Linked DNA regions of Homo sapiens: regions 2 and 3 are each linked to region 1. A link is an interaction called in ENCODE POLR2A ChIA-PET data of the cell type or tissue named here. Cell type or tissue: K562. All regions are shown on one strand. Links, peaks and the distances in the headings refer to the core of each region. The heading gives the core; the rest is flanking DNA.

Evidence for each region. Peaks named below come from ENCODE experiments on the same cell type or tissue, not always from the same donor. Only the 100,000 strongest peaks of a DNase experiment are listed, where the experiment ranks them.
Region 2: POLR2A ChIA-PET joins it to region 1 with 8 read pairs; 17 of 35 experiments call an interaction of 5 or more read pairs at or near these places.
Region 3: POLR2A ChIA-PET joins it to region 1 with 5 read pairs; 19 of 35 experiments call an interaction of 5 or more read pairs at or near these places.

The regions. Positions count from the first base shown.
Region 1 is chr6:37,173,647-37,184,398 of GRCh38, reverse strand. PIM1 (Pim-1 proto-oncogene, serine/threonine kinase) reads right to left here. Exons shown (of 6, transcript NM_002648.4): 6 at 8,971-10,465. The coding sequence ends at 10,308. Among named protein-coding and RNA genes, the nearest start is that of PIM1, 8.9 kb to the right of the region's middle. RefSeq lists a cis regulatory region at 916-1,129. In K562, for the core only: a CTCF peak has its summit at 6,974; DNase peaks (open chromatin) are centred at 7,008 and 9,207; H3K4me3 peaks cover 1,540 bases.
Region 2 is chr6:37,080,344-37,091,095 of GRCh38, reverse strand. No RefSeq gene overlaps it. Among named protein-coding and RNA genes, the nearest start is that of FGD2, 80 kb to the right of the region's middle. RefSeq lists an enhancer at 7,013-7,513. In K562, for the core only: no CTCF peak of the experiment used is centred there; DNase peaks (open chromatin) are centred at 6,594, 7,415 and 9,185.
Region 3 is chr6:37,066,269-37,077,020 of GRCh38, reverse strand. No RefSeq gene overlaps it. Among named protein-coding and RNA genes, the nearest start is that of FGD2, 66 kb to the right of the region's middle. RefSeq lists silencers at 4,094-4,388, 4,634-4,928, 5,157-5,226, 5,881-5,930, 5,981-6,030. In K562, for the core only: a CTCF peak has its summit at 4,146; DNase peaks (open chromatin) are centred at 2,643 and 4,182.

The DNA of each region.
Region 1 (10,752 bases), core at 4,423-9,422:
GAGGACAGGAGTTCAAGACCAGCCTGACCAACATGGTGAAACCCTGTCTCTACTAAACATACAAAAATCATGGTGGCACATGCCTGTAATCTCAGCTACTTCGGAGACCGAGGCAGGAGAATCGCTTGAACCCAGGAAGATGAGGGTGCAGTGAGCCAAGATCATGCCACTGCACTCCAGCCTGGGCAAGAGTGAGACTCTGTCTCAAAATAAATAAATAAAATATAAAGTAAGAGAATGCCAAACACAAAATTTAGGACAGTGGGTTGTATCTGGGGGAGGTAAGAAATGGACTAAGAGAGGATCATATAGATAGATGGATGTCATTGTTAATATTCTGTTTTTTGAGCTGGGTGGTGGATTCACTACCCAGTATGATAAAATATAATAATAACGGGCCAGATGCGGTGGCTAACGCCTGTAATCCCAGCACTTTGGGAGGCCGAGGCAGGTGGATCACCTGAGGTCAGGAGTTCGAGATCAGCCTGGCCAACATTGCGAAACCTGTCTCTACTAAAAATACAAAAAATTAGCCGGGCGTGGTGGCAGGCGCCTGTAATCCCAGCTACTTGGAAGGCTGAACCAGGAGAATTACTTGAACCTGGGAGGTGAAGGTTACAGTGAGCCGAGATCACGTCATTGCATACCAGCCTGGGTGACAAGACTCCGATTTAAAAATATATATATATATATATATATATATATATATATATAAACAAAAGACCATTCTTGGACCAAGGATGAGAATATACGATGAGCCAAGGATTATGATGAATCCACTTCTGTACATCGGATGTCCTGTTATAATAAATAAAAATAAAGACAGTCCTCTGGTCTTGCCCCTAGTTCTGCTTATTTTTGCACTTCCTCCCACAGCACTGCTGAGGGGACACTGCAACCTTGCTCTTGGCAATCGGGGTTAGTAGTGCAAGGCTGGGCAGGAAATGAACTGGGGGATGAGGCCATATCTTTTTTAACACTGTTCTTGATAGGTCTTTTGTGGTGAAGGTTTCCAAGAACCAGCACAGCAGTTGAAGGAGCTGAGCAACATTTACAAGAAATGTGCCCCTGCCCCACCCCAACCCCCCCGGGTCCCCTTTCTTCTCCCTTTTCAGCCTCCAACTCTTCCTCCCCAGCCAGGCCCAAGTGAAAGATAGTTTACAGGAGTTCATAATGACTATTTCCACAGAACAGAATGGCTTACCCAACTCTGGAGTCTGGGGAAGAACCATTCTCACCTCCAGATCCTGGGCCCTGAAGGGACCTTGAGGTGGCTAATCCACACAAATGTTTGCAGTGAGCCAAGATCGCGGAGTCTGGATGACCATAGAACCACAGATGGCCTAGGTCCAAATTCTGACCTGACCACTACCTAATATGTGGCCTTTGACATGAAATTTACTGCTCTGCACATCTGTTATCCCCATCTGTGAAATGTGGATACATAACTGCATCAAGCCGGGCTAGGTGGCATGTACCTGTACAGTCAGCTACTCAGGAGGCTGAGGCAGGAGTATTGCTTGAGGCCAAGATTTTGAGGCCAGCCTGGGCAACATGACAAGACCCTCATCTCTAAAACAATAAAATAGGCAGAGCGGAGTGGCTCATGCCTGTAATCCTAGCACTTTGGGAGGCTGAGGCGGGTGGATCACCCGAGGTCAGGAGTTTGAGACCAGCCTGGCCAACATGGCAAAACCCAGTCTCTACTAAAAAAAAATACAAAAATTAGCTGGGCGTGATAGCACATACCTGTAATCCCAGCCACTCAGAAGGCTGAGGCAGGAGAATCGCTTGAACCCAGGAGGCAGAAATTTCAGTGAGCTGAGATCGCGCCATTACACTCCAGCCTGGGCAATACAGCGAGACTGTCTCAAAAAAAAATAAATAAATAAAAATACAAAATAAAATAAAATAAAATAAAACAAATAACAGTGTTTCCCCCTGTACTTTCCAATAGTGTCATAGAGTTGTTTTAAGGATAAATAAGTTAATGCATGCAAAGCATGCAGAATAGTGCTGGGCACATAGTAGGTACTGTATGTTAGCTATTATCACTAAGGAACTACTACATGCCTGGCACTAGGTTAAGAGTTATCAGGCCGGGCGTGGTGGCTCATGCCTGTAATCCCAGCACTTTGGGAGGCCAAGGCGGGCAGATCACAAGATCAAAAGATTGAGACCATCCTGGACAACATGGTGAAACTCCGTCTCTACTAAAAATACCAAAAAAAAAAAAAAAAAAAATTAGCCGGGCGTGGTGGTGGGTGCCTGTAGTCCCAGCTACTTGGGAGGCTGAGGCAGGAGAATGGCATGAACCCGGGAGGCTGAACTTGCAGTGAGCCGAGATGGTGCCACTGCACTCCAACCTGGGTGACAGAGTGAGACTCCATCTCAAAACAAAACAAAACAAAACAAAAACAAAAATTAGCCAGGCGTGGTGGCAGGCGCCTGTAATCCCAGCTACTTGGGAGGCTGAGGCAGGAGAATGTTTGAACCAGGAGGTGGAGCCGAGATCATGCCACTGCACTCCAGCCTGGGGACAGAGCGAGACTCCATCTCAAAAAGAAAAAAAAAAAGAGTTATCAAAGATGTAGTTCAGACCAGGCACAATGGCTCATGCCTGTAATCCCAGCACTTTGGGAGGCAGTGGCAAGAGGATTACTTGAGCTCAGGAGGTTGAGGTTGCAGTGTGTCGTGATCGCACCACTGCACTCCAGCCTGGGCAACATTGCAAGACCCTGTCTCAAGACAAACAGACAAACAAACAAAAAAACAAATTAGCTGGGCACAGTGGGGCCCACCTGTAGTCACAGCTACTCAGGAGACTGAGGTGGGAGGATTGCTTAAGCCTGGAAAGTCAAGGCTGCAGTGAGCCCTGATCGAGCCACTGCACTCCAGCCTGGATGACGGAGTAAGACCCTGTCTCAAAAAAAAAAACCCCAAAAAAACAACAACAACAAAAAATGAGTCAATGGGACCATAATCTAGTGTAGAGATTAGCAAATTTCTCTGTAAAGGACAAGATAGTAAATGTTTTCAGCTTCGCCAGCCATACTGAGTGTCTTAACTACTCAACTCTGCCATCGTATCACAAATGCAGCCATAGACAATATGTAAATGGACAAGATTTATTTATGAACACAGACAATTGAGTTGCATATGTGTGTACAAATGTGTGTGTGTGTGTATATATATATATATATATATATATATTTTTTTTTTTTTTTGTGAGATGCAGTCTCACTCTGTTGCCCAGGCTGGCGTGCAATGGAGAAATCTTGGCTCACTGCAAGCTCCACCTTATGGGTTTAAGCAATTCTCCTGCCTCAGCCTCCCTGGTAGCTGGGATTACAGGCAGGCACCAACACACTGGGCTAATTTTTGTATTTTGTAGATACAGGGTCTCACCATGTTGGCCAGGCTGGTCTCAAACTCCTGATCTCAGGTGATCCGCCCACCTAAGCCTCCCAAAGTGCTGGGATTACAGGTATGAGCCACCATACCTGGCCTCTTTTTTTTTCTTTTTCTTTTAGAGATAGAGTCTTGCTCTGTCAACCAGGCTGGAGTGCTGGAGCGCAGTGGTGAGATCATAGCTCACTGTAACCTCAAACTCCTGGGCTCACGTGATCCTCCTGTCTCAGCCTCCCAAGTAGCTAGGCCATCATGCCTGACTAATTTTTATTTATTTTTTGTAGAGATGGAAGTCTTGCTAGGTTGCCCAAGCTGGTCCAGAACTCCTGGCCTCAAGCAATCCTCCCACCTCGGCCTCCCAAAGTGCTGGGATTATAAGCATGAGCCACTATACCCAGCCAAGTATTATATAATTTTTACATATCACAACATATTATTCTTCATTTGATTGATTTTCAACTACTTAAAAATGTAAAATCTAGGCTTAGCTTGCAAGCCGTACAAAAACTGTACAGGGACCAGTTCAGGCAGCAGGCCATAGTTTGCTGATTCCTGGTCTAGTGGGGGAAAAACATTTAGCACATCCAGATTTCTCTGCTCCATCTGCATGTTTGGTGCCTATTTTACAGGGAAGCAGGCTAAGGCTCCATCCTTCAAAATCCAGGTGAAATGCCACCTCCTCTTTGAAGCCTTCCCAGATCCCCTCAGCCAAGGGCAGTAATAACTCCATCTGCTGCCTCCTACATGATACGCACAAATATATTCATCACTTTTAAAAGCTTATCATAGGCTGGGCATGATATTCCACACCTGTAATCACAGCACTTTGGGAGGCCAAGGAGGGAGGATCACTTGAGGCCAGGAATTAAAGATTAGCCTGAGCAACGTAGTGAGACCCTGTCTCAATTAAAAGAAAAAGTGAAAGGCTGAGGACAGTGGCTCGTGCCTGTAATCCCAGCACTTTGGGAGGCCGAGGTGGACGGATCACCTGAGGTCAGGAGTTTGACACCAGCCTGGCCAAGAAGATGAAACCCCATCTCTACTAAAAATACAAAAATTAGCCAAGCATGGCGGCAGGTCCCTGTAATCCCAGCTACTTGGGAGGCTGAGGCAGGGGAATCGCTTGAACCTGGGTGCCGTGAGCCAAGTTCATGCCTCTGCACTCCAGCCTGGGATACAGAGCAAAAATCTGTCTCTCAAAAGAAAAAAAAAAAATGGACCGGGCGCAGTGGCTCACACCTGTAATCCCAGCACTTTGGGAAGCCAAGGCAGGTGGATTACTTGAGATCAGGAGTTCAAGACTAGCCTGGCAAACATGGTGAAACCCCATCTCTACTAACAATACAAAAAGTAGACAGGTGTGGTAGCACACGCTTGTAGTCTCAGCTACTTGGGAGGCTGAGGCACGAGAATTGCTTGAACTCAGGAAGTGGAGGTTGCAGTGAACCGAGATTATGCCACTGCACTCCAGTCTGGGTGACAGAGTGAGACCCTGTCTCAAAATAAATAAATAATATTATATATATTATATATATATTTTATATATAATATATAATATAATATATAATATATATTATATATATTTTATGTATAATATATAATATATAATATATAATATATATTATATATTATATATTATATATATAATATATAATTTATGTATAATATATAATATAATATATAATATATATTATATATTATATATATAAATATATATATTTTTTTTGAGACAGAGTTTCGCTCTGTCGCCCAGGCTATACGTGATCGTGGCTCACTGCAGCCTCCACCTCCTGGATTCAAGTGATTCTCCTGCCTCAGCCTCCTGAGTAGCTGGGACTATAGACATGCACCACCATGCCCAGCTAATTTTGTATTTTTGGTAGAGACTGGGTTTCACCATGTTGGTCAGGCTGGTCTTGAACTGCTGACCTCAGATGATCCACCCGCCTCAGCCTCCTAAAGTGCTGGGATTACAGGCGTGAGCCACCACTCCCAGCTAAAATAAATAAATAAATGTTTAAAAAGAAAGAACAAAGAAAAAAAATTTTTTTTGTTTTTGAGACGGAGTCTCACTCTGTCGCCCAGGCTGGAGTGCAGTGGCTAGCTATCTTGGCTCACTGCAACCTCCGCCTCCTGGGTTCAAGCGATTCTCTTGCCTCAGCCTCCTGGGTAGCTGGGACTATGGGCACATGCCACCATGCCTGGCTAAGTTTTTGTATTTTTAGTAGAGATGGGGTTTCACTGTGTTAGCCAGGATGGTGTCGATCTCCTGACCTTGTGATCCGCCTGCCTCGGCCTCCCAAAGTGCTGGGATTACAGGTGTGAGCCACCGCGCCCAGCCAGAGAAAAATTTTTAAAAATAAAGTTTATCATAAAACATTTAAAACAACCCAAAAGTTGAAAAGAATAATACAAACACCTTACTCATACCATCTAGTTTATGGAATAAAGCATTGCCAAAATAGTTGAAGGTCTCTTTCCACAAATCACAACCTCCCTCCCTTCTCCCCAAAGGTAATAACCACTTCCCTGACTCTGGAAACTTATTATCACCCTGTACTTTTTTGTTTGTTTTGTTTTGTTTTGTTTTTTTGAGACAGGGTCTCGCTCTTTCACCCAAGCTAGAATGTTGTGGTGCCATCTTGGTTCACTGCAGCCTCCATCTCCCGGACTCAATTGATCCTCCCACCTCAGCCTCCCAAGTAGCTGGGACTACCGGCACGCACCACCACGTCCGGCTAATGCTTCTATTTTTTTGTAGAGATGGGGTTTTGTCATGTTGGCCAGGCTAGTCTCAAACTCCTGGGCTCAAGTGATCATCCCTCCTTGTCTTCCCAAAGTGCTGGGATTATGGGTGTGAACTACCACACCCTACCCCACCCTGTACTTCTTTGTACTTTTGCTACATGTGTATGCATCCGTAAGCGGGAGATAGTAGTTTTTCTGTATGTAAGTATATCTGTTATTTAACCCAGTCTCCTAATAATCCAATCCAGGAGTATCTCTGTTTAGAGATTAGTTTTAGAGGGTGTAATAACTTGCCCAAGGTTTCTAGATAAGTAAGCTCAAGGCTGATTCCCAAGTCAATGCTTTTAACCATTGCTCTCTATATTCCTCTGGCCATGACATTGATCCCCCGCAGACTTATTGGTTATCTGATTCCCTTTCCACGCTAGATGTCAAACTGCCCCTGAGAAGAGATTAAATATGACCTTTCACCCTCCCCCTAAAACTCTTAATCTCTTGCATCCAACAGGAGCACGATCTGTCTTTATTCAGAGATACTTTCTTCTATTCCCCCGCAGCAGTCTCATTAGATGGGGAAACTGCCAGAAACTCACTTCGAGAAAGAGAAGGGTGGGGCTTTGCCTGATTTCGTTAATAGTTTGCGGCAACTTTTAATTATCCAAGTGTCAGCTTTACTGGAAAGGACGAAGCATGCAACCCTCAGGCTCCAAGATGTTGGTAGTGTGTGTATGTTGTGTGGGGGATGGGAGAGATTAGAGAAAAGGGGAACCTCAGAAAATCAGCCCCCCAGAACCAAGACATCCTTCCTTCCTCTTTATAGCCACATGGGGGCTGAGCTGAGGTATGGGATCTAGTCTAAGCTTAAGGGTAGACATACACCAGAACCCAATGAGGAGTGAGGGGTATTATAGTCTGCACCCTCCAGCAACCTCGAGGGTGCATATGGGCCAGTGTCCAAAGGGTGTGTGGATGCATTGAGGGTTGGGAGCATGATGACCCCCAGGGAGGGAGTATTATAACTGTGGATATTTATAAAGAAACAAGAAACCAACATTTACCAATACTTAATATATGAATTGACAATGGCACTCCAGTGTGCTTTCAAAATATCAGGATGTATTCAGGCCACACGTACAAAGTGGATTCATGGGTCTTGCCATCCAGTTTAACTAAACTCACACAAAATGGACAAAGGGCCTATTAAACAGATCCCTGCAAAGAAACCATGGACTAAAAATACTAATTATTCAAGAATAAGCAGTAAGAAAATGGCAGAGCTAACATTTCACCTACTCCCAATATTAGCCCTTTGTCAAACACATCAGAGGGGGAAACCTTAAGTCAAACTCACATTTCTACCCATCCACTATTGTGTGTGTGTGTGTGTGTGTGTGTGTGTGTGTTTTAAGTGGGGTTACCTGTTGCCCAGGCTGGAGTGCAATAGCGTGATCATAACTCACTGCAACCTTGGAGCTCCTGGGTTCAAGCGATCCTCCTGCCTCAGCCTCCTGCATAGGTAGGACTACAGGTGTATGCCACCACGCTCAGCTAATTTTCACTTATTTTTTGTAGACTGGGTCTTATCTGGTCACGACTTTAGTGTCACCACACTGTTCTATTATTTTTTCTATGCTGCATAATAAATTATACTATTGTTAAAGACTAGGCCAGGCGCGGTGGCCCACGCCTGTAATCCCAGCACTTTGGGAGGCCAAGGCAGGCAGATCACTTGAAGTCAGGAGTTCCAAACCAGCCTGGCCAACATGGCGAAACCCCGTATCTACTAATACAAAATTAGCTGGCCTGGTGGCACATGCCTGTAATCCCAACTTCTCGGGAGGCTGAGACAGGATAATCACTTAAAACCCGGGAGGCGGAGCTTGCGATGAGCCTAGATTGCACCACTGCACCCCAGCCTGGGCAACAGAGCGACACTCCATCTCAAAAAAAAAAAAAAAAAGGCTGCGGAGCACGATGGCTCACACCTGTAATCCTAGCACTTTGGGTGGCTGAAGCAGGCGGATCATAAGGTCAAGGAGCTCGAGACCAGCCTGGCCAACATGGTAAAACCCTGTCTCTACTAAAATACAAAAATTAGCTGGGCGTGGCAGCGGGCGCCTGTAATCCCAGCTACTCAGGAGGCTGAGGTAGAACTGCTTGAACCCGGGAAGTGAAAGTTGCAGTGAGCCGAGATCGTGCCACTGGCAGTGGCACGCCAGCTGGTCCAGCCTGGTTGACAGAGACTCAGTCTCGAAAAGAAACTAAACCTCACACTAAAGGTGAAGGAAACTTGAATCAGGAACCGAGAGTAATAGAGGCAATAGTTTTTCAATAAACTTCACGTGTACCAAGGGGACATGCTCAAAATGTTTTACTATCAGTGGCAGACAACTGATAAAAGCTTCAAGGGTTAGTTTGGTAATAGGTATGTATTTGTTATCTCTAGATCAGCCCCATCCAATAGAACTTTCTGCAATGATGTTTTATATGAGGTGGCCACTAGCCATAAATGGCTATTGAACACTTGAAAATTGTCACATCTATCCTATTTGCATAGCTTTAAAATTGTAATCTGGAAAAGGTTATTTTATTAGGCCTCCCATGCCAGATATTGCCCAAATTTTGACAATACTGGTCCTACCCCTTGACCATACATTCGTTTCAGGAAGATGACTATCCTAGAAATCCCAATGTTGAAGGAAGCCAGATTTAGGCTGAGAATTCCTTTCTCCTACAATTCTTTGGCACTTACCAAATGCTCAATAAATGCAGGTTAGCAATGCCTCCGCACAGACGATTAGAAGCCACGAGTTAAGACAAAAGGTTTTTATTCAAAAAACGCCAAGTATAAAAAAAAAAATAAGATCTCTTTTATTCCCCTGTACAGTATTTCACTCAGATAAAACCAGCAGGCTACCTGCTGCTCAAAACACAGCCCCAGAGAGGATCTGGAAGGCACACCATCCAGAACTGCTTTTCATAATTATCCTATATACACAGTCAGCAATGCCCCTCCCCATCACCCACAGAGCCGGGACCCACCTGGGTAAGTAGGTGAGGGGCCCCACAGAAGCCAGGGAGCTGCAGCACTGTCCCGCCTGAGTCCCGTCACCCCACAAACAGAGCAAGCGTCGCAGCCCTCCCCCAAAAGGTCCCCAAGTCAGAGGAGGAAAGGAGGAAAGAAAACTAGGGCAGCAGCTATGGAAGCTTGGAATAGGAAGGGAACCAAATAAATAAATAAATAAATACATAACATTGACCTCCAGGTTAGAATGCGCATCTTTCAAAACAAGAAACAAAAACAGGTAAAATAACTTAAAGGCAAAATTTCTTAAAAATTAGATCCACTACAATCTTTTTGTATACTACCATGCCAACTGTACACACATTTACAGCTTTTCTGTTGATTGCATTGTTTGTGCATTTTTTGTGTGTGTGAGGTCTTGGCTTTGAAACAGTTAAGTAAAAACCAAAAAGGAAGACCAGTTCACTCGGAGTTTTACTAAAGGAGGCAGAAAAAAGGGCAGGTGGCTCAGCGTTTGGCCCTGTAGCCTCTTCCATGGCACCTTTCATATGAAGGAGGGGGTGAGGGAGGACAGGAGAGAAAAATAGGGAACAAAACCCAGGCAGATTTTTGGAGAAGCAGCAGGTAAAAGAGGCAAGTTCAAGTATTTCTCCCAGCACAGCCGGAGTCCCCACAGAAGGCACTCAGAAAGAGTCGGAAGAGGTGACAGGGACTTAAAATGGTGCTAGTCCTATCCCATCCCAACCTGTTTCCCCCCTACCTGACCCATCGCGGCATTCAGCAGAACTCATGATGAAGGAAACAGTTCCATGGCAGGGTTCTGACCCACCCCCACCCCCCACCCCCGGGATATTTCAGAGTCCAGCAATGCTGGACACCTATGAGAAGAAGAGAGTATCTATGGGAGGAGTTGAGGCCTAGGACCCCTGGAGAGTCACTCTTCCCCACTGTTGGGAGGCAGCCTCCAGGGGCCTGGGATCTGGAATGAGTTGTAAATGTTGTTCCTGTATCAAGCACTGTCCTGCTTGGCGAGACGTGTCACTGGTACTCGGGAAGCTGGAGACAGAAGCTTCCCCTCCCTCGGGCATCTGACAAGAGAGGGGAGGACCTGCCAGAAAGGCTGCTATTTGCTGGGCCCCGGCGACAGGCTGTGGAGGTGGATCTCAGCAGTTTCCTGGGGCAGGAGAACATCTTGCATCCATGGATGGTTCTGGATTTCTTCGAAGGTTGGCCTATCTGATGGTCTCAGGGCCAAGCACCATCTAATGAGATGCTGACATTCTGCAGAAAGGAGGATAGACGAGGTTATGAATGACTCAACTTGTTTTTACACTGCAAAGGTCTTCCCCATTTGCTTCTCAGAGGCCCACAAGTCTGGGGTCCCAGGGAGGCCAAGCATTTTCTAGAACACTGTGCTGGGTACCCTTCAATAGGAAGGTATTGACTAATATCTGGGTCCTCCAGTCTGCTTTCAGCTAAAAACTGACTCCCCTCTTAAACCTGTGGTTTTCAAACTTCAATAGTGGGGGCCTTTCCCACAACACCCACTCACCAGAAATAGGAAGGAT
Region 2 (10,752 bases), core at 5,382-10,381, 94 kb after region 1:
TATGGTGAAACCCCATGTCTACTAAAAATACAAAAAAATTAGCAGGGTGTGGTGGCACATGCCTGTAATCCAGCTACTTGGGAGGCTGAGGCAAGAGAATTGCTTGAACCCGGGAGGAAGAGGTTGCAGTGAGCCAAGATCACGCCACTGCACTCCAGCCTGGGCGACAGGGCGAGACTGTCTCAAAAAAAAAAAAAATAAAAATAAAAATAAAAATAGAAAAAAATAAAAATAAAAAAATTCAAAGTTTGGCCCATGGCACACAGTGTATGAACCTTACTTTTCTCACCTAGTGTGTCTTGTAGATCATTCTATATCAGTATGTAAAGAACATCCTAGATTATATTTCAGATGAATATTATTCTACTCTAAAGATAGACCTCAATTTATATAGCCAGGACCCTACTGCTGGACTTTTAGGTTGTTTAATAAATGTAGCCTAATTTTATTTATTTATTTATTTTTTGAAACGGAGTCTCGCTCTGTCACCCAGGCTGGAGTGCAGTGGCACGATCTCTGCTCACTGCAAGCTCCGCCTCCCGGGTTCACACCATTCTCTTGCCTCAGCCTCCCGAGTAGCTGGGACTACAGACGCCCGCCACCACGCCCGGCTAATTTTTTTGTATTTTTAGTAGAGACGGGGTTTCACCGTGTTAGCCAGGATGGTCTCGATCTCCTGAACTCGTGATCCGCCCGCCTCGGCCTCCCAAAGTGCTGGGATTACAGACGTGAGCCACCGCGCCTAGCAATAAATGTAGCCTAATTTTAGAATCTTAGAAAATAGAAGGTCATTTAACCCCAACTCCCATCCACCCTGTCTAGGTTTTTTTTTTTTTTTTTTTTTGGTAGAGATGAGGTCTTGCTTTGTTGCCCAGGCTCATCTTGAACTCCTGGCTTCAAGCTATCCTCCTGCCTCAGCCTCCCTCCCAAAGTGCTGGGATGTGCCCAACCCTGCCAAGGAGTTCTTTCATGGTGTCTGATTGCATGCCTGAGACCCAGCTGCAGTGTCGCCTCCTCTGGGAAGCTCCACCTTCCTCTCCCTCTCATCACCCTTGCACATACCTTAGCCAGAGCCCTAATCACATGATATTATTTAGGCAAAAGCGTGATAACTTTGCTTTTGTATCTTCTCAGCCCTGCCCCTATTGCAGAGCATAGTAGGTACAGAACCAATGTGAATTGACAGTCCTTGAGAGGGGATGCCTCCAAATTCTGCTGCTTGAACACTTCCAGTAACAGGGATCTCACTTCTTGAAAAGCTCATTCTGCCTGTGAAAGGCCGTATCAGACAGTCCTTTGATGGAGCAAAGTCTGTTTCCCATTGGCTTTTCCCTCTGGGTTCTAGTGCATCTTCTAAACACAAATGTAATCCCTCTTCCAGATATTTAAGATAACCTCCTTTCTCTAAGCCAGATACCCATCCCCCTAACCTCCCCTCCCCCCTTTCCTTTGGGCTCTGGTTCCAGATCCTGTGCCTTCTAGCATTTTCCTCTAGACACTTTTTGATTTGTAATATGATTCGTTTAAAAGTGATCTCTGTCCGGGCGCGGTGGGATTCATGCCTGTAATCCCAGCACTTTGGGAAGCCAAGGTGGGCAGATCACTTGAAGTCAGGAGTTCGAGACCAGCCTGGCCAATGTGGCGAAACCCTGTCTACTGAAAATACAAAAATTAGCCAGATGTGGTGGCACATGCCTGTCATTTCAGCTACTTGGGAGGTTGAGGCACGAGAATCACTTTAATCCAAGAGGCGGAGGTTGCAGTGAACCAAGATCACTCCACTGCACTCCAGCCTGGGTGACGGAGTAAGACTCTGTCTCAAAAGAAAAAAAAAAAAAGTGTTCTATTACACATCTATTAGAATAGCTACAATTAAAAAGACTGACCACACCAAGTATTGACCAGGATGTGGAGCATTAAAACTCTCCAGCACTGCTGGTGGGAGTATGAAATGGAACAGGCACTTTGGAACAGTTGGCAGTTTCCTAAAAAATAGTTAAAGATATATCTTTCATGTGACCTAGCCATTCCACTCCAAAATATTTACTCAAGATAAATGAAAGCATATGTCCATTCTAAGGCATATGCTCCTAGCAGCTTTATTTGAAATAGCCAATGTCCATCAACAGTGAATACATCGACTATAGTATATCCATGCCATAGAATTTGAGCAAAACAAAACCTGCTGATCCACTTGAACAGGTATTGATACGATGACAATGAACAATATTGATATATCTCAAAATAATTATGCTGAGTAAAGAAGCCAGATGAAAATTAACAAGTCCATACTGTATGATTTCATTTATATGAAATTATAAAAACTGTAAACTAGGCCTCACATCTGTAATCCCAGCACCTTGGGAGGTCGATGTGGGAGGATTGCTTGAGCCCAGGAGTTCAAGACCAGCAATCATAGTGAGACCTTGTCTCTCTCTCTCTTTTTTTTTTTGAGACAGAGTTTCACTCTGTGTCTCCCAGGCTGGAGTGCAGTGGTGTGACCTTGGCTCACTGCAACCTCCACCTCCCAGGTTTAAGTGATTCTCCTGCCTCAGCCTGCTGAGCAGCTGGGATTACAGGCGTGCACCACCACGCCCAGCTAATTTTTGTATTTTTAGTAGAGATGGGGTTTTGCCATGTTGGCCAGGCTGATCTCAAACTTCTGACCTCAGGTGATCTACCCGCCTCGGCCTCCCAGTGTGCTGGGATTACAGGTATGAGCCACCATGCCCAACCCAGACCTTGTCTTTACAAAAAAAAAAAAAAGATTAGCCGGGCATCATGGTGTGCACCTGTAGTCCCAGCTACTCAAGAGGCTGCAGTGGGAGGATCACTGGAGCCCGGGAATTGTGGCTGCAGTGAGTCGTGATTATACCATTGTCCTCCAGCCTGGGCAACAGAATGACACCCTGTCTCAAAAAAAAAAAAAAAAAAATTCTGATCTTAAAGAGTTGTGATCTTTCAATGAATGGTATATAAAGGAAATAAACTTAGCATTGCAATTGGTCTATCATGGCACTCAATGAAAAAAAGCTATTTTTATAGCTTCATCACTCTGGCCTGTCACAGTATTTTAAAATCTTCATTCTGCGTGTGGTAGACCTCTCATCTTGCAACATCTTTATATTTGATTAGCAGACCTACATGCTTTTTATTAGAATTTCTAGCACAAACACTGAAATGGACCAGGTCAAAACCTGCCCCATGGCACGTCACCATTGAGTCTCCTCCAGACCCTTGGGTTAGGAGAAATGAGTTCAGTATCACATTTTAAAGTGCGACAGCTAATATGCCAGCTAATGTAGGAGATGTCAGAGGAGTGTGGGATGAGCTTGAAAGGGGAGCAGCAGAGGAGTGTGGGATGAGCTTGAAAGGGGAGCAACAGCTGTAGTAAACAGCATGGTGGTTCCTCAAAAACTTAAAGAGAGTTACCATATGATCCAACAATTCAGTTTCTGGTTATATACCTCAAAGAATTGAAAGCAAGAACGGCCGGGTGCGGTGGCTCACGCCTGTAATCCCAGCACTTTGGGAGGCCGAGGCGGGTGGATCATGAGGTCAGGAGATTGAGACCACCGTGAAACCCCGTCTCTACTAAAAATACAAAAAAAAAAAAAAAAAAAAATTAGCCAGGAGCGGTGACGGGCGCCTGTAGTCCCAACTACTCGGGAGGCTGAGGCAGGAGAATGGCGTGAACCCGGAGGGGGAGCTTGCAGTGAGCCGAGATTACGCCACTGCACTCCAGCCTGGGCGACAGCGTGACTCCGTCTCAAAAAAAAAAAAAAAAAGCAGGGACACAAACAGATATTCATATGCTCATGTTAATAGCAGCATCATTCACGATAATCAAATGGTAGAAGCAACTCAAGTGTCCATCAACAGATGAATGGATCAACAAAATATGGCATATACACATAATGGAATAATATTCAGCTTAAAGTAGGAATTTGCATAATGGAATATTATTCAGCTTAAAATAGAAACTTGGTATGTTTTTTGTTTGTTTGTTTGTTTTGAGATGGAGTCTTGCTCTGTTGCCCAGGCTGGAGTGCAGTGGCACGATCTTTGTTCACTGCAGCTTCCACCTCCCGGGTTCAAGTGATTCTCATGCCTCAACCTCCCAAGTAGCTGGGACTACAGGCACCCACCACCACGCCCAACTAATTTTTGTATTTTTAGTGGAGAGGGGATTTCATCATGTTGGCCAGGCTGGTCTCGAACTCCTGACCTCAAGCAACCTGCCTGTCTTGGCCTCCCAAAGTGCTAGGATTACAGGCGTGAGCCACCACACCTGGAAAGCAGAAACAGAACTTCCGAACTTTGAAGATATTATGTTAAGTGAAATAAGTCAGACACAAAAGGACAAAAACATACTGTATGATTCCACTTATATGAGGCGCATACCCATAGAAGCAGAAAGTAGAATGGTGTCTGCCAGAGGCTGGGCCGGAGGAAACAGGGAATGGGGAGTTACAGTTTAATGGGTGTAGAATTTCAGTTTGGGAAGCTTAAATGTTCTGGAGATGAATGGTGGCAATAGTTGCACAACAATGTGGATGCTGCGGAACTGTACACCAAAAAATGATATCAATGGCATATTTTATATTATGTGTATTTTATCATGATTCTTTCTTTCTTTCTTTCTTTTTTGAGACACAGTTTCGCTCTGGTTGCCCAGGCTGGAGTGCCATGGCGCGATCTCAGCTCACTGCAACCTCCGCCTCCCAGGTTCAAGTGATTCTCTTGCCTCAGCCTCCTGAGTAGCTAGGATTACAGGAAACTGCCACCACACCCAGCTAATTTTTTTGTATTTTTACTAGAGATGGGGTTTCACCATGCTGGCCAGGCTGGTCTCGAACTCCTGACCTCAGGTGATCCACCCCCCACCCTTGGCCTCCCAAAGTGCTGGGATTACAGGAGTGAGCCACCACACCCAGCTTATCATGATTTTAAAAGGGGGAGAGAAGCATCATCCTGCTTAGTAGTAGGGAGGGCCTGGCTATGGGTTGGGTGGACAGCTGAGTTGGTATGAGTTGGAGAACAGGCTCACCTTGTCACAACTGGGAGGTGACAGGCGAGGAGGCTAAGCATGCCCTGCTAAGCCTTGAAGTCCAGATTGAGAAATTTGGGTTTGAGATCCTGAGTCACTTCTTGGGTCAAGTCTTTTTCTCCTGGTTAAAAAACAATTTCCTTGGGGTGGAGTAATCCAGGAGCTCTAAAGGTAGCAGGTTTTTGTTTCTTTGTTTGTTTTTGAGACAGAGTCTTGCTCTGTCGCCAGGCTGGAGTGCAGTGGCGCAGTCTTGGCTCATTGCAACCTCCACCTCCTGGGTTTAAGCCATTCTCCTGCCTTAGCCTCCCAAGTAGCTAGGATTACAGACATGTGCCACCATGCCTGGCTAATTTTTGTATTTTTAGTAGAGACAGGGTTTCACCATGTTGGCCAGGCTGGTCTTGAACTCCTGACCTTGTGATCTGCCCGCCTCGGCCTCCCAAAGTGCTGGGATTACAGGCGTGAGCCACCGCGCCCAGCCCAAGGTAGCTGGTTAAATTAATGCGGATTGGTTTAGTCATCAGCCATCGGTAGGGGTTTTATCATCAGAGAGTGGGGACAGATGGCATAGGACATTGTTCAGGAGTCTGACAGCTCTGGGCTTGTGTTGTGATTTCTCCATTCCCTAGCAGTGTGCCCTAAACTAGTGAGTGCCACTGTTTCCTCATCTGTAAACTGGGGATAATCACGACCTTGTGTAACAGGGTTAAAAGGAGAAAGAGTTACATACTAAGTATTTGCCACTTCTGTCTTCTTTCTCCTGCCAAGGAGGAAGGGTGGCAGCTGGCGTGTTTGTATGCTGTTTCAAGAGAGGTGAGGCAGAGCAAAATCCAGAGTAGATCAAATTTCTTTGAATAAGAAAAGATGAAGGCAGGGCGTGGTGGCTCACACCTGTAATCCCAGCAGTTTGGGAGGCTGAGGCGGGCAGATCAGTTGAGGTCAGGAGTTCAAGACCAGCCTGGTCTGGGCGGATCAGTTGAGGTCAGGAGTTCAAGACCAGCCTGGCCAACATGGTGAAACCCCATCTCTACTAAAAATACAAAAACGAGCCAGGCACGGTGGTGCACACTGGTAGTCCCAGCTATTTGGGAGGCTGAGGCAAGAGAATTGCTTGAACCCAGGAGGCAGAGGTTGTGGTAAGCCGAGATCACACCACTGCACTCCAGCCTGAGTGACAGAGCAAGAAGACAGCAACAGAACTAGGTTTGGGGTGTGGGAGGAGAGAAGCTGAACTGCTGTGCTGAGGACTGGGACTTGGGCAGGGATAGAAGCCCCTTGTGTTTTGTGAAAAAATTTCCTCTCTGTGCTTCCCCAAGAGACTCTTAGGAGAGACTTACTATGGTGCTTTCTAAGCAGCGTTGGAATCTCAGCCTTTTTTGAATGCTGGGACGAGCCTCCAGGTGGTCCAGTACATCTGGGTTCCATTTGCAAAATGTCTGACACATTTTAGGAGCTTAACAAAATGCTCAGTTATTCTACAAGAAGACAGATCTGGGAGCTGGAGAGATGAGGGCTGGGTATCTTCAAAGAGCAGACAAAACACCTTCCTGAGACACCAGGCCACTAGGTTAGGTTAAAGGAGTGTTAAGTCCCATGCCTTTCCTCTCTCTAGAGCTGCACTGTTCGGTGTGGTAGCCAATAGCCACAAATATTTGCATTGTATTATTTTATCTTATTTTTTTGAGACAGGGGTCTTACTCTGTCGCCCAGGCTGGAATGCAGTGGCACCATCTCAGCTCACTGTGACCTCTTCCTCCTGAGTTCAAGCAATTCCATGCCTCAGCCTCTTAAGTAGCTGGGATTACGGGTGCACACCACCACACCTGGCTAATTTTTGTATTTCTTAGTGGAGACGAGGTTTTGCCATGTTGGTCAGGCTGGTCTTGAACTCCTGACCTCAGGTGATCTGCCTTCCTCGGCCTCCTAAAGTGCTGAGATTATAGCCGTGAGCCACCATGCCCAGCTATAATTAAAAATGAAAAATAAAAATAAAAAATATGGTTCTCGTTCACACTTAGCCATACATCAAGTGCCCAATAGCCACATGTTGATAGTGGCCACCACATTGCACAAAGCAGATATAGAATCTTTCCATCAGCATGGAAGGTTCTGTTGGACAGCACTGTGCTAGAAAGATGAGGAAAAAGTCCAAGTAAGTCGGTTTGTTTATACCCTGAATTGTTCCTCAAAGGATCTGAGGCAGGCGAGGACAGCCTGAGGCCATCAGACCAGAGCCCTGTGGCTGGAGCGGGGGAAGGCTGGCGTGTGGGCTGAACCCAGTCAGGAGTGGAGCCACAGAGAGAAGCAAGGCCCCAGTGGGCTGAGCTCCAGGACCCAGATAGGAAATGGGAGGAAGGTGGGGGTAGGGTTGTTGTGGGAGTGAGTGTCAAAGGACAAGGCCATGTGCAATCAGATGTTGAGCAATGAGTCTGCTGCGGGAAGAGGCTCCCCCGTTCCTCTTAGCAGCGTATGGTTCTCTGACCTGTTTAATCAAGGAGTCTCCTGTGCCCTGCTGTTCTCAAGTACAGATTCCAAATTCCAGCTAATCAGATGCAATTACAGGATATTGTTGGGTGCAAGTTCTGACTTGCAGCACATCGGGTAGGATGCCAGGCCTGGGTCCCTGCATGCCGCCTGGCTGGTATGTTTTCAGCAGCCGTCCTGGAGGCAGTGGGGCCAGGAGACATCCTTCCTGGTGGCGGTGCTGAGAGTGGAGAGGGTGAAGGGAACCAGGCCTGGGTGCTATCCTGCAGCACTTTCAAAGCAAAGATCTGCTCCAGGGATGGATTCTTCTTGAGGGCAAGTCAGAGTTTAAAAAATATTCATTAAAAGTGACTTTGTGTTAAACTCATTTCTGGGGATTAAAGAAAAGCCAAACTTATATTAAGATCATTTTAATTTAAGCTTTGTTGGGAAGTTAGAAGATATCGCAGGGTGGGTTGGAGTGCCAAGGGAGCAGCTTCTTATTGCTTAATTTGAGATAATGTATTCCCGTAAGTTTTATTTTTACTTTTATTTTGAGGTATAACAGACTCACAGCAAAGCACACTCATCTTTACTGTACAGCTTGATAAATTTTTACATATGTATGTACCCATGCAATCTCCACCCAGATCAGAATACGGAACATTTCCAGCACCCTAAAATGTTCCCTCACCTCCCTCCTGTCCATCAGTCTCGCCCCCGACAGGTAATCGCTGTTCTGATCTACCACCAACAATCAGCTTTGCCTGTTCTTGAACTTCATATAAATGGAATCATACGGTGGGTGCCCATTTGTTCCCTGGCTTCTTTTGCTCATAAGCCTGTGAATGATTTTCTTTCTTTCTTTCTTTCTTTTTTTTGAGACAGGGTCTCGCTTTGTTACCCAGGCTGGAGTGCAGTGGCATGATCACAGCTCTCTTCAGCCTCAACCTCCCAGGCTCAAGCGATCTCACCTCAGCCTCCCGAGCAACTGGGACTACAGGTGCGCACCACCACGCCCAGTTAACTTTTTTTTTTTTTTTGTAGAGACAGGGTCTCACTATGTTACCCAGGCCAATCTTGAAATCCTGGGCTCGAGCGATCCTTCTGCCTCGGCCCCTCAAAGTGCAGGGATCACAGGCGTGAGCCAACGCACCCAGCCAGCCTGTGAACTTTTTTAGGAGAAATTTTTATAGCTACAGATTCATAGTCCTTTACCTGAAACCCTTGGGGCCAGATAGGTTTCCGAATTCAGATTTTTTCACCGTTTAGAAAAAAGCCATGGTGCGCACACTGTATATTATGAAATACCCACCGCAGGATCTGGGGCAGCACCTGGTAAACACATAAATATTTTTAAGCAAAGTCCATGAATATTCACACACTAAATGGTGTAAATAAAGGCTGTAAATAGCCTTGCGTCAGTTGGAGGCCATTTTGTTGCCAAATAAGTTCATGTCAGGTTAAGTTCTGCAGTCAAATGTGTTATGATAAAACTTGTTTTATCATATGGTTTTCAGAAGTTCAGGGATTTTGAAATTGAGAATAAGGGATGGTGGACCTGTTAGTTTTGGACAAGCCTTTGGCTGTGTGGGAGACAAATCCCGAGTAGTCTCCCACGCAGAGGGAAGGTTGCAGAAACCCGCTGCCTCACAGGGGTATGGACTGCACTGTCCACCAGGACAGCCTCTCCCAACCACAGCTCTCAGAAGGTCCAGACGTGAACTCCTGACACCGAAGGCACATCTTTGCTGGGTGGGTATTTTCCTGGGATCTCTACCTTTGCTTAGATTTTCAAAAGAAACCTAATACTTAAATACGGTCTAGAGCCCCAGCTAGAAAGAGTCCTTGAGATCAAAGAATTGCTTAGCTAGAGCCCTCAGTTATAGACCTGAGTTTGTTTCTAAGGGACATGAGTCTCAATTAATTGACGTTTCAGTGATTGGCAGGGGAGGGGAGTGAGAAGGGGCAGACATTGGAGATTGAGAGTGTGGAGAAAGATGGGGCAAGAGAAGTTAGGATGAGTGTGAGGGGAGCCAAGAAGAGAATACACACAGGTCTCCATGCAGGACTGAGCACGGGAGAGATCATCCCAGGGGCTGGGGGTTATGTCTTCAGTTTAGGAGCCTGCATGGAGCATCTACTATGTGCAAGGCGCTGGGGATGCAAAGATGAATAAGAGCTGCTCCCTGACAGTGATACCTATTTATGACTGTATTGCTCCTCTCTGAAGAGCTCTCTTTTCATTTCCTCCCTCCCTTCTCCACCCCACCTCCCCACCAAAGAAAACACACACACAGCCAGGAGTGGCCTTGAGGTTCAGGCCACAGGCTCCAGACCTTTTGGGCTCTTTCCTCCACTCCCAATCAAAGTGTCCGGGTCCGGGGGATCACGTGAGGCCAGGAGTTTGAGACCAGCCTGGGCAACATTGCGAGACCCCATCTCTACAAAAAATTTTTTCTTTCTTTCTTTCTTTTTTTTTTTTTGAGACAGAGTTTCCCTCTTGTTGCCCAGGCTGGAATGCAATGGCACGATCTTGGCTCACTGCAACCTCTGCCTCCCAGGTTCAAGTGATTCTCCTGCCTCAGCCTCCCGAGTAGCTGGCATTACAGGCATGCAAGATCACGCTTGGCTAATTTTGTATTTTTAGTAGAGATGGGGTTTCTCCATGTTGGTCAGGCTGGTCTTGAACTCCTGACCTCAAGTGATCTGCTCGCCTCTGCCTCCTAAAGTGCTGGGATTATAGGCGTAAGCCACCTTGCCCAGCACAAAAATTTAAAAATTAGCTGGTGTGGAGGTAGCACACCTATAGTTCCACCTACTCAGGAGGCTGAGGCGGGAGGATGGCTTGAGCCCAGGAGGTTGAGGCTGCAGTGAGCTATGATCATGCCTCTGCATTCCAGCATGGGTAGAGCAAGACCCTGTTTTTGTTGTTGTTGTTGTTGTTTTCAGACGGATTTTTGCTCTGTCGCCCAGGCTGGAGTGCAGAGGCTCAATCTTGGCCCACCACAACCTCCTCCTCCTGGGTTCAAGCAATTCTCCTGCCTCAGCCTCCTGAGTAGCTAGGATTACAGGCACGGGACACCACATCCAGCTAAGTTTTGTATTTTTAGTAGAGACGGGGTTTCACCATGTTGGCCAGGCAGGCCTCGAACTCCCGATCTCAGGTGATTCACTTGCCTCGGCCTCCCAAAGTGCTTGGATTACAGGTGTGAGCCACTGCGCCCAGCCGACCCTGT
Region 3 (10,752 bases), core at 540-5,539, 100 kb after region 1:
TTCCTCATCAATAAGATGAGGATACCTCTTACACAAAGAACTATTTTAGGTTCTGTAATAGAAATATAATAGAGTCGGGCTGGGCATGGTGGCTCACATGTGTAATCCCAGCATTTTGGGAGGCTGAGGTGGGCAGATCACCTGAGGTCAGGAGTTTGAGACCAGGCTGGCCAACATGGTGAAACCCCGTCTCTACTAAAAATACGAAAATTAGCCAGGCAGGGTGGTGAGCGCCTGTAATCACAGCTACTCAAGAGGCTGAGGCAGGAGAATCGCTCGAACCCAGGAGGCAGAGGTTGCAGTGAGCTGAGATCATGCCAGCCTGGGTGACAGAGTGAGACTCCGTCTCAAAAAAAAAAAAAAAAAAAAAGAAAAAAAAAGAAATATAATAGAGTTACATGTTTCTCCAATAGAAATGTAATGTAATTATATTTGTAATGGGGGGGTATTTTACACTTTTCATTCTGGAATGATTTTAGATTTACAGAAAAGCTACAAAGATAGTACAGTGGGTTCCAGTAAACCCTTCACCCGCTTCTCCTAAGGTTGACATCTTGCATAACCAAGGCACATTTGCCAAAACTGAGAAATTAACATTGGCACAATACTATTAATTAAACTACAGACTTTTTTCAGATTTCACCAGATTTTCCAACACATATGTGATTTAAATTTTTCTATTAGGCACACTTAAAAAAGTAAAGAGAAACAAATGATATTAATTTTAATAATATACTTTATTTAACCAAAAATATCCAAACTATTGTCACATCAGCATTAATCAATATGAAAAACATAATGAATGAGATATTTCACATTTGTTCTCTTTTTTTGTTGTTGTTTTTTTGAGATGGAGTCTCAGTCTGTTGCCCAGGCTGGAGTGCAATGGCGCGGTCTCAGCTCACTACGACCTCCACCTCCTGGGTTCAAGTGATTCTCCTGCCTCAGCCTCCCAAGTAGCTGGGATTACAGGTGCCCGCCACCACACCCAGCTAATTTTTGTATTTTTAGTAGAGATGGAGTTTCACCATGTTGGCCAGGCTGGTCTCAAATGCCTGACCTCAGATGATCCACCTACCTCGGCCTCCCAAAGTGCTGGCATTACAGGCATAAGCCACCATACCCAGCCCACATTCTCTTTTTTAATGGTAAGTCTTCTAAACCAGTGTGGATTTTAAGCTCACAGCGCATCCCAATTTGGACACTAAATTTTCCCTGGACATACTTGATGTGCAGTTAGGCATTCACAAAATGTAGAGTGGAAACAGTAGCTTCACATACCCAAGTTGTTCCAAACATACTTAAAAGTTTTAAAAGTCTTCTGATAATGGAATTATCAGTTTTTAAATTTAAAATAAAATTTTAAAAATGCATTTCCGGCCGGGCGCAGCGGTTCATGCCTGTAATCCCAACACTTTGGGAGGCCGAGGCAGGTGGATCACCTGAGGTCGGGAGTTTGAGACCACCCTGACCAACATGGAGAAACCCTGTCTCTACTAAAAATACAAAATTAGCCCGGGCATGGTGGCACATGCCTGTAATCCCAGCTACTCGGGAGGCTGAGGCGGGAGAATCGCTTGAACCTGGGAGGCGGAGGTTGCGGTGAGCCGAGATTGTGCCATTGCACTCCAGCCTGGGCAACAAGAGCAAAACTCTGTCTCAAAAAAAAAAAAAATGTATTTCCTCAGTTGTACTAGTGCTTGATAGTCACATATGGCTAGTGACTGCCATATTAGACAGCCCGGGTTTAGAGGATTAAATGAGATGATGTATGGGGAACTGACCAGCACATGGTAGGTGTTCAGTAGATGGTGTCTATTGTTGTTACTGAAGCCTAGAGTTGCTTCTGATGAAATCCAATTTCTAACGTAATCTTTCATGCGTATCCACTGCCAGGTATAATGGAAGGATGCAGAGAAAGATCTTGGTCAGGGAAGAGAAAAAATGGAGGAGGGATGAGATGAAGACACCTCGTACTTCTGTAGGCCTTTCATGGGCTGGGCTGCCACTCAGGAGCACCTTCACTCTCCTCCATTCAATGCTCCTGACCGTCTTCCTTCAGGGCAGGCACTGTTACTTACCCCTGTGCACAGATAGAAAACCGGGGCTCTGAGAGTTGAAGCAATGGGAAGGCAGGGAGCCTTGAGTTCCCACCCAGCCACTGCTGGTCTCATTCTGAGGTATGGATCCTCATCCCCTCTTGGGGCCTCAGTTTCCCCAAAGGGGTTAAGTAAATGAGAGTGAGGTTGGTTTGGATTACTGGATCTGTCTCTGAAATTTTAGGATTATTCAAACAGGGGACATTTGGCTGGCCCTCATCTTGCAAAATTCACCCAAAGCTGATTTGTAAATAGGTAAATAGATGAGAGCGAGAGTGAGAGAGAGAGAGAAAGTGAGAGAGAGGGAGCGCACATGCACTCGTTTTTCGATTCACAGTTGGGGGTCGCGGCTGCCATGTAGTTTGTAATATTTGTGTCCACAGCAGGTTGGGACACCCTCTTCCAGTCTTGAGGTGCCTAGGAAACCTAATTAATTATGGAATAATGGAGCGCAGCTTGTGCTAATATAGAACCAGGGCCGAGGGAGTTAGGTGTCTCAGGGGATATTTATAACAAGCTGTGGCAGTCTGGTGAGTCACTGCTCTGCTCTCCAAGAGGACACACCTGCCTCCAAGAAGAGGAGGCCGCCACTCTCCAGTCAGGCCCCTCTTCCCGGGCAGGGCTGGAGACACACACACTGTTGGGCAATCCTCTCCACTTCTTTAGTCTCCCGTGGGATACCAATCATTACACTCCATCCCTCCTCCATTTCAGCAGAATTTCCCAGCAACCTCCCACTTCCCAGACTGAGGCTGTGCTGTCCACTGATGATGCTACAGACCATTTGTACCCTGGGAACATCTCATTCCAGAGAGATTTCTTCTGGGAAGGTTTCCTGCGGTCAAGCCAAGCTATGCAGCTAGGCTCTTGGGCAGCTTCCATCCAGGGCCAATTCTTCCTGGACATAGAAAGGCAAAGTCTGGAGAGGGGAAGGGGACAAGCATTTGTTGAGCCCTTTTTCTGTGCTCTTAGGCAGAACACTTGGTATCCTGTAAGCTCACTAAAGTGTCACAATAAGCTGTGTATTGGGTTCCATCATCCATGTTTAACAGATACAGAAACTGAGGCTTAGGGGAAAGCAGCTAAAAGGAATATACAGCTAGAACGTGCCAGAGTCAGGGTTCTAACCCAGGCCTGCCTAACACCATCCTAAGCTATAGGACTAGTGGTACAAGACACTTTACACACACACACTCACTTAATTCTCAAAAAATTGAGTTGAGGGCAAAGTCAAACAGAAAAGGACATATAACCTCCCAACTAATAGAGGGGAAAATTCAATAGCAAAAAGAAAAACATAAAAAACAACAACAAAAAAAAACCCTAATACCAAAAGAAAGGGAAAAAAGGAGAGAAAAACGAACATAGGACAGATGAAATCAATAGCAAGCACAGAGTAGATTTAATTCCATATATATCTGTAATTACATTAAATATAAATGGACTAAATGCTCCTATTAAAATATAAAGATTGTCAGAATGGATAAAGAACAAATCCCAACTCTGGGGTTTACAAGAGATACACCCAAAGCATAAGGGTACAGGAAGGTTGAGGGGAGAGCCGAAGAGTGAATCAGGGGTTTTTGAGGCTGCAGGACACACTCTGTCTTCCAGATCTCAGCCCTCTGACTTGTCCCTTTCTTGCCTTGGCCTCAGTCATCCTCAGTGACTTCTGGCCTAGCAGTGTTGTTCAATGGAGGGCACTCAGGCACTGGCCTTAGATGAATCAACCATGTGACCCTGGACTTTCTTGGGCAACCTGAGCCTTCATGTCCTCCTCTGTAAAATAGAACAAGGATTCATACCTCACAGGGCTGCTGTAAGAATTAGAGACCAGAAAAAAAAAAAAAAAGAACATGTTCATGGCATCTGGCACACAAAATTTGAATTATGTTAATTTTTTGCTATAATACATTATAATTTTACATGTGCCTATGTAGTAGATAAGGCCCTATGGGCTGCCCCTGACAGTCTGATAGAACATGAGAGCCTTTTTCATGTGTGTTTTTGGTGAGGGCCGTGTGTATGTGAGGTGCATCCACTCTTCCTCCCAGGCTCAGAAATTCAAGTAGGGCCGGGGGATGGGGTAACTCTAGGATGCCCTCTTCCTGTTTGTTTGCAAGCCTGACAAATCTGTTGCTCTCTGTCTTTGATTAGGTCATACTCCTGTTCAGACCCTAGCCTTGGTGACTTCCTACTGTTCGTGTGGCAGGGTCCCTCCTGTCTCAAAGGCCTCTGATGGCCTGCCTGCCTGCCTGCCTGCCTTCCTTCCTTCCTTCCTTCCTTCCTTCCTTCCTTCCTTCCTTCCCTTTTTTTTCAGACTGAGTTTCGCTCTTATTGCCCAGGCTGGAGTACAATGGCGTGATCTTGGTCACTGCAACCTCTGACTCCTGGCTTTAAGCGATTCTCCTGCCTCAGCCTCCCGAGTAGCTGGGATTACAGGCATGTGCCACCACGCCTGGCTAATTTTATATTTTTAGTAGAGATGGGGTTTGTCCATATTGGTCAGGCTGGTCTCGAACTCCCGACCTCAGGTGATCTGCCCGCCTTGGCCTCCCAAAGTGCTGGGATTACAGGCGTGAGCCACCGCACCTGGCCTGCTGATGGCATGCTTTCTGCCCCCTCCTTCTACATGTGGACTTGCCCCTGCAGGCAAACCACTCAGCCCTTCCTGCATCCCCTGCTAAGCTTGGTGGGATCTCCTTACCATCCCCATCGAAGGCTGCCCCTCCTCCTTTGTCATTCAGCTTCACACTCCCTGATCTGCAATTCTAAAAACCAAAAGCTCTAAAAAAGCAGACTTCTTTTCCCCCCTACAAGTTTGATATAAACTCATTTGGCCACAAACCTGACCTGACCTGGTGTGAGGTTATTTAAAAATCTTTACGTTGTCTCTCACTGCTCAGGCATTTTCCTGCAGAAATTTGCTGTGTTTAATTAAGGGCACTGCCCAGACCCTGCTGGAGTGTTATGTAGTGTCAGCACATGCATCGGGTGAACTTTCTGAAACCGCAAAGCTCTGGCCCCAGGGCTTTGGGTGAGGGTGTGAGCCTGCCACTGTGACAGCCTGAGGGCCCTTCCTGTGCTGTGCCTTCTGTACTTATCTCCCCTCCTATTCACAGCTCTGCAAGGTGGGCATCAGCCACTCCATTGCACCAATGAGGACACTGAATCCCAAGGAATCCAGCTGGGAAAGTGGCTGAGCCAAGTCCTTCTGAGTGCTCAGCCTCCTGCACTTTCTCTTTTTTTATATCAAGCTCCTCTCCTTCCCTCAAGGGCCAGCCCTCTGCTCCCACACCCTTCTCTATCCTGTTGATGCTCCTGGGACTTTCATGTATTAGAATGCCCAATTTCATTCATTTAACATTATTTATTGCGGGCTTCTCACACTCCAATGTGCACATAAACGTCTTACAGTAATGATCCTAATTCACCTGCTCTGGGTCTGACATTCTGCCTCCCTAATAAGCTTCCAGGTCCTGTTGGACCCCACTTTGGGGAATAAGGGGTAAGGGAACAGGTAAGCATACAGAGTTTTTGTTTTGTTTTTGTTTTTGTTTTTGTTTTTTTGAGACGGAGTCTCTCTCTGTCGCCCAGGCTGTTGTACAGTGGCGCAACCTCCACTCACTGCAACCTCCGCCTCCCAGGTTCAAGCGATTCTCCTGCCCCAGCCTCCCGAGTAGCTGGGATTGCAGGTGAGTGCCTCCACACCCGGCTAATTTTTGCATTTTTAGTAGAGACAGGGTTTCACCATATTGGTCAGGCTGGTCTTGAACTTCTGACCTCGTGATCCACCCACCTCGGCCTCCCAAAGTGCTGGGATTACAGGCGTGAGTCACCGTGCCCGGCCTTGTTTTTGTTTTGAGTCAGGGTCTCACTCTGTTGCCCAGGCTGGAGGGGAGTGGTGCGGTCATGGCTCAGTGCAGCCTTGACCTCCCAGGCTCAAGTGATCCTCCCACCTCAGCTTCCTGAGAAGCTGGGACTACAGGCACGTGCCATCATGGCTGGCTAGTTGTTATATTTTTTTGTAGAGACGGGGTCTCACTATGTTGCCTAGGGTAGTCTCAAACTCCTGGCCTCCAACAATCCTCCCACCCCAGCCTCCCAAAGTGCTGGGATTACAGATGTGAACCACCACACCCTGATAGCATACAGAATTGAATAATAAACACAACTCAGTGGTGGCAGAGCCAGGATTTGAACCCAGCAAGCCTGGCTTCAAAATCTGTGCTGTTAACTACTATGCAGCACACAAGTTGGAAGGTTGGACCCTGTCCGTGGAGTGTGGTGAAGCAATCACTGCAAGCACAGCTGGCGATGCCAGAGCACTGAGGGGAAGGCTGGGCTCCTTTTGACAACACAGTTAATTTTCTTTTTTTCTTTTTTCTTTTTGACATGGAGCCTTGCTCTGTCACCTGGGCTGGAGTGCAGTGGTGCCATCTCAGCTCAGTGCAACCTCCGCTTCCCAGGTTCAAGCGATTCTTGTGCCTCGGCCTCCCAAGTAGCTGGGATTACAGGCACGTGCCACTACACCCAGCTAATTTTTGTATTTTTAGTAGAGACAAGGTTTCACCATGTTGGCCAGGCTGGTCTTGAAATCCTGAACTCAGGTAATCCACCCACCTCGGCCTCCCAAAGTGCTGGGATTACAGGTGTGAGCCACCATGCCTGGCCTCAGCTTGCAGTTTCTCATAGCTGTTCCTAAGCACGCTTCCAGTGAACTGTGGACTAAGAAACCAACTCACCAAGCTCCTTAGAATTACATATAAAGTAAAGGTTTATAGGTACAGAGAGAGGGAACAGCAGTTTCTTGAAGACTCGGATGCTTCAGCTTTTATGCATGGAATTTATAAGGTTCAGTTTGGTTGCTCGTTTACATATCTTTGCTAATTTCCTGGTTCATGGCTATGTTTTTGAGAGTTGAGGGGGCTGGATAAGCATCCTTTCTCTCTGTGATTTTCAAACTGGAATGTGATCAGACTCCTAGGGGAGCTCTTCGAATCTGCAGAGAATCCTAATCCATACTCGGAGGGTGGGATTTGGACCTCTACATTTTGCGAAACTGCATTTGGAACCATCAGCACTTATTGAGCACCTACCGTATGCTCACAAGTGCTGGACACTATGGACAGAAAACCTATGCAGCCATCATGCATTATGTTACTACCAAGCCCTCATGCATTACCACATTTGAGTTGCAGTAGACAAGTTGAAACACATGAAGCAACTAAGGCCAGTTCACCTTCAAACAGAGAAGGCTAGCGGCAGTGGTAGCACAGCACAGTGAAGGCCTCTTCTGGGAGGAAAGGGAGACCACTCAGTGTGATGAAAACAGCCTGGACATGAGGTCAGCAAACCTGGTTCTGAGTTTCTCCTCTCTAATCTACCTGCCAATGGACTCATATCCTCTCTGAACATCAGTTTCTTCATCTATTACATGAGGATAAGGTGTTCTCCCTCCCACGTTTGTTGTGATGAGAGAATGCCTGGGAAAGCACCATGTAAACTGTGAAGTGCTGTTTGCACATGTGCAGTGAGGGTCCTGCAGGCTGCAGGGAGCACAGACCCACTCTGGTTGCTCCAGTGATGAGGCTTTATTGTAAAGCTAAGCAGCAGGGTGGGAAGCCGGGGAGGGCCTCAGCAGACAAAGAGCAGCCCTCCTGGAGGAGAAGAACCTCTTTCTGGAGTCCTTGGAGGCTCAGGCCAAGGCCAATTATGGATCCTTTCTGCCTGATGTCTTCTGCTACCTCCTGGCTTCCACCTCCTGGCCTCTGCCCACTACCTTCTCCTATGTAGCCCTTGCCTGTGGCCCACTTTGTGGTCCTCTGGTTTTCAGGCAGCCCCGTGAGAGACAGTCTGATGGGCTTGGTAAGTCACTGTCCAGTGTAGAAGGTCTCCACTGGGCAGTCTTTTTGCTGGGCTACCTCTCCCGCATATCCAGTCCATAAATGTCTGCCTTCGTGTCAGGCCAAACTTTGCCCTGGCACTTGTGGCCAGGGTGTGGGCTTTTATGTCCCAGCGGTGCACAGGAGCGCCCGTGGGGGCTGTGGGCACAGCTCACTCTCAGAGGCAACAGTGCAGGCTGTCGATCCGTCACAGAATGTGAGCGATTTTTATAGAGGGAAGATGGCACTCATGCAGTTAATCTACCCAGCAAACAGCACCTGCTTGTCACATCTCACGTGCCACTCAGTGAGGGCCAGCTGCAGGCCACGTTGTACAATCCCGGAAGGTTGTGGTGCCCTCGGTCTCCACGTTCTTCGGGTTTCCCTGGTGGATGACACTGTCTTCTCACTGCCCCTCTGCTCCCAGGCACTGGCATTCCCGTGTGTGCTCCCCAGTCCCGTGACTAAAACCTGCCCTTAGCATTTCTATAGAGGATATTCACTGCAGCATTGGACACAGTAGAGAAAGATTAGGACCAGCTTACATGTCCAGAGTGAGGGGAGTGGTTACCTATGATTATGTATATTTCTATGACTGTGCATGTATGAGGGGACTTCATAAAGTTTGTGAAAAAATGGGATTAAAAGATACAAATAAAAAACATAAACTTTTTTCTTAACATAAGCTCCATCGAGTTCAAAATACTTCTGTAAGTGATGATACCAGCCATGTAGTCCATCCCTAAAGAACTGAGCGTCCTGGGAGTTTAAGTGTGTCAATGCAGTCTTTTTAATGTTATTAACTGAAGAAAAATGGCTCCCCTTTAAATAGTTTTAAATTTATTTTATTTATTTATTTGAGATAGAGTCTCACTCTGTTGCCCAGGCTGGAGTGCAGTGGAGTGATCTCGGCTCACTGCAACCTCCGCCTCCCAGGTTCAAGCTCGTGCCTCAGCCTCCCGAGTAGATGGGATTACAGGAAGCTGCCACCATGCCCAGCTAATTTTTGTATTTTTAGTGGAGATGGAGTTTCATCATGTAGGCCAGGCTGGTCTCAAACTCCTAACCTCAAGTGATCTGCCTGCCTCAGCCTCCCAAAGTACTGGTATTACAGGTGTGAGCACTTTGGGAGGCTGAGGCCGGCAGATCACCTGAGGCCAGGAGTTCGAGACCAGGCTGGTCAACATGAAACCCAGTCCCAGTCTCTACTAAAAATACAAAAAATTAGCTGGGTGTAATGGAGGGTGCCTGTAATCCTAGCTACTCGGGAGGCTGAGGCAGGAGAATCGTTTGAACCCAGGAGGCGGAGGTTGCAGTGAGCTGAGATTGTGCCGCTACACTCCAACCTGGGCTACAGAGCGAAACTGTCTCCAAAAAAAAAAAAAAGGAAACAAGTTATAGGAGCCACACCGAGATGTCTAACGCTTTCCGATTGAAACGCTTGCAAAATTGCCCTTGTGTGTTGAGAGGAATGAGCAGGAGCATGGTTGTGGTGGAGAAGGACTCCTTGGTGAAGCTTTCCCAGGTATTTGCCTTGTAAAAGCTTTGGTGAACTTTTTCAAAACACTCTCATAATTAGCATATATTATTGTGATTTGGCCCTCCAGAAAGTCAACAGGCAAAATGCCTGCAGCATCTCAGAAAACGGTTGCCATGATCTTTGCTCTTTTATTTTTTTTATTTATTTGTTTTTTGAGACGAAGTCTTGCTCTTGTCACCCAGGCTGGAGTGCACTGGTGCAATCTCGGCTCACTGCAAACTCCACCTCCCAGGTTCAAGCGATTCTCCTGCCTCAGCCTCCCGAGTAGCTGGGATTACAGGCGCCTGCCACCATGCCTGGCTAATTTTTGTATTTTTAGTAGAGACGGGGGTTTCATTGTGTTGGCCAGGCTGGTCTCGAGCTCCTGACCTCAGATGATCCGCCCGCCTCGGCCTCCCAAAGTGCTGGGATTACAGGCATGAGCCACCGCACCTGACTGCTCTTTTATTTTTATTTTTTGAGACAATGTCTCACTTTGTCACCCAGGCTGGAGTGCAGTGGCACGAACATGGTTCACTGTAGCCTTGACTTCCCAGGCTCAAGTGATCCTCCCACCTCAGCCTCCCGAGTAGCTGGGACTACAGGCACATGCCACCATGCCTGGCTAATTTTTGTATTCTTTGTAGAGATGGGATTTCGCCATGTTGCCCAGGCTGGTCTCGAACCCCCGAGCTCAAGCGATCCACCCACCTTGGCCTCCCAGAGTGCTGGGATTACAGGCATGAGCCACTGCCCCCAGCTGATCTTCACTCTTGACTGGTCCACTTTTGCTCTGACTTTCACCTCTTGGTAGCCATTGCTTTAATTGTGCTTTGTCTTCAGGATCGCACTGGTAAAAGCCCTGTTTCATCTCCTGTTCCCGTTACAGTTATTTGAAGAAATGCTTCAGGATCTTTTTTTTTTTTTTTTTTTTTTTTGAGATGGAGTCTCGCTGTGTCACCCAGGCTGGAATGCAGTAGCATGAGCTCAGCTCACTGCAACCTCCGCCTCCCGGGTTCAAGTGATTCTCTTGCCTCAGCTTCCCAACTAACTGGGATTACAGGCATGCACCACCAAGCCCAGCTAATTTTTGTACTTTTAGTAGAGACGGGGTTTCACCATGTTGGCCAGGTTGGTCTCAAACTCCTGACCTCAAGTGATCTGCCCGCCTCCGCCTCCGCCTCCCAAAGTGCTGGGATTACAGGCATGAGCCACCATGTCCGAGAGGCTTCAGGATCTTGATCCCACT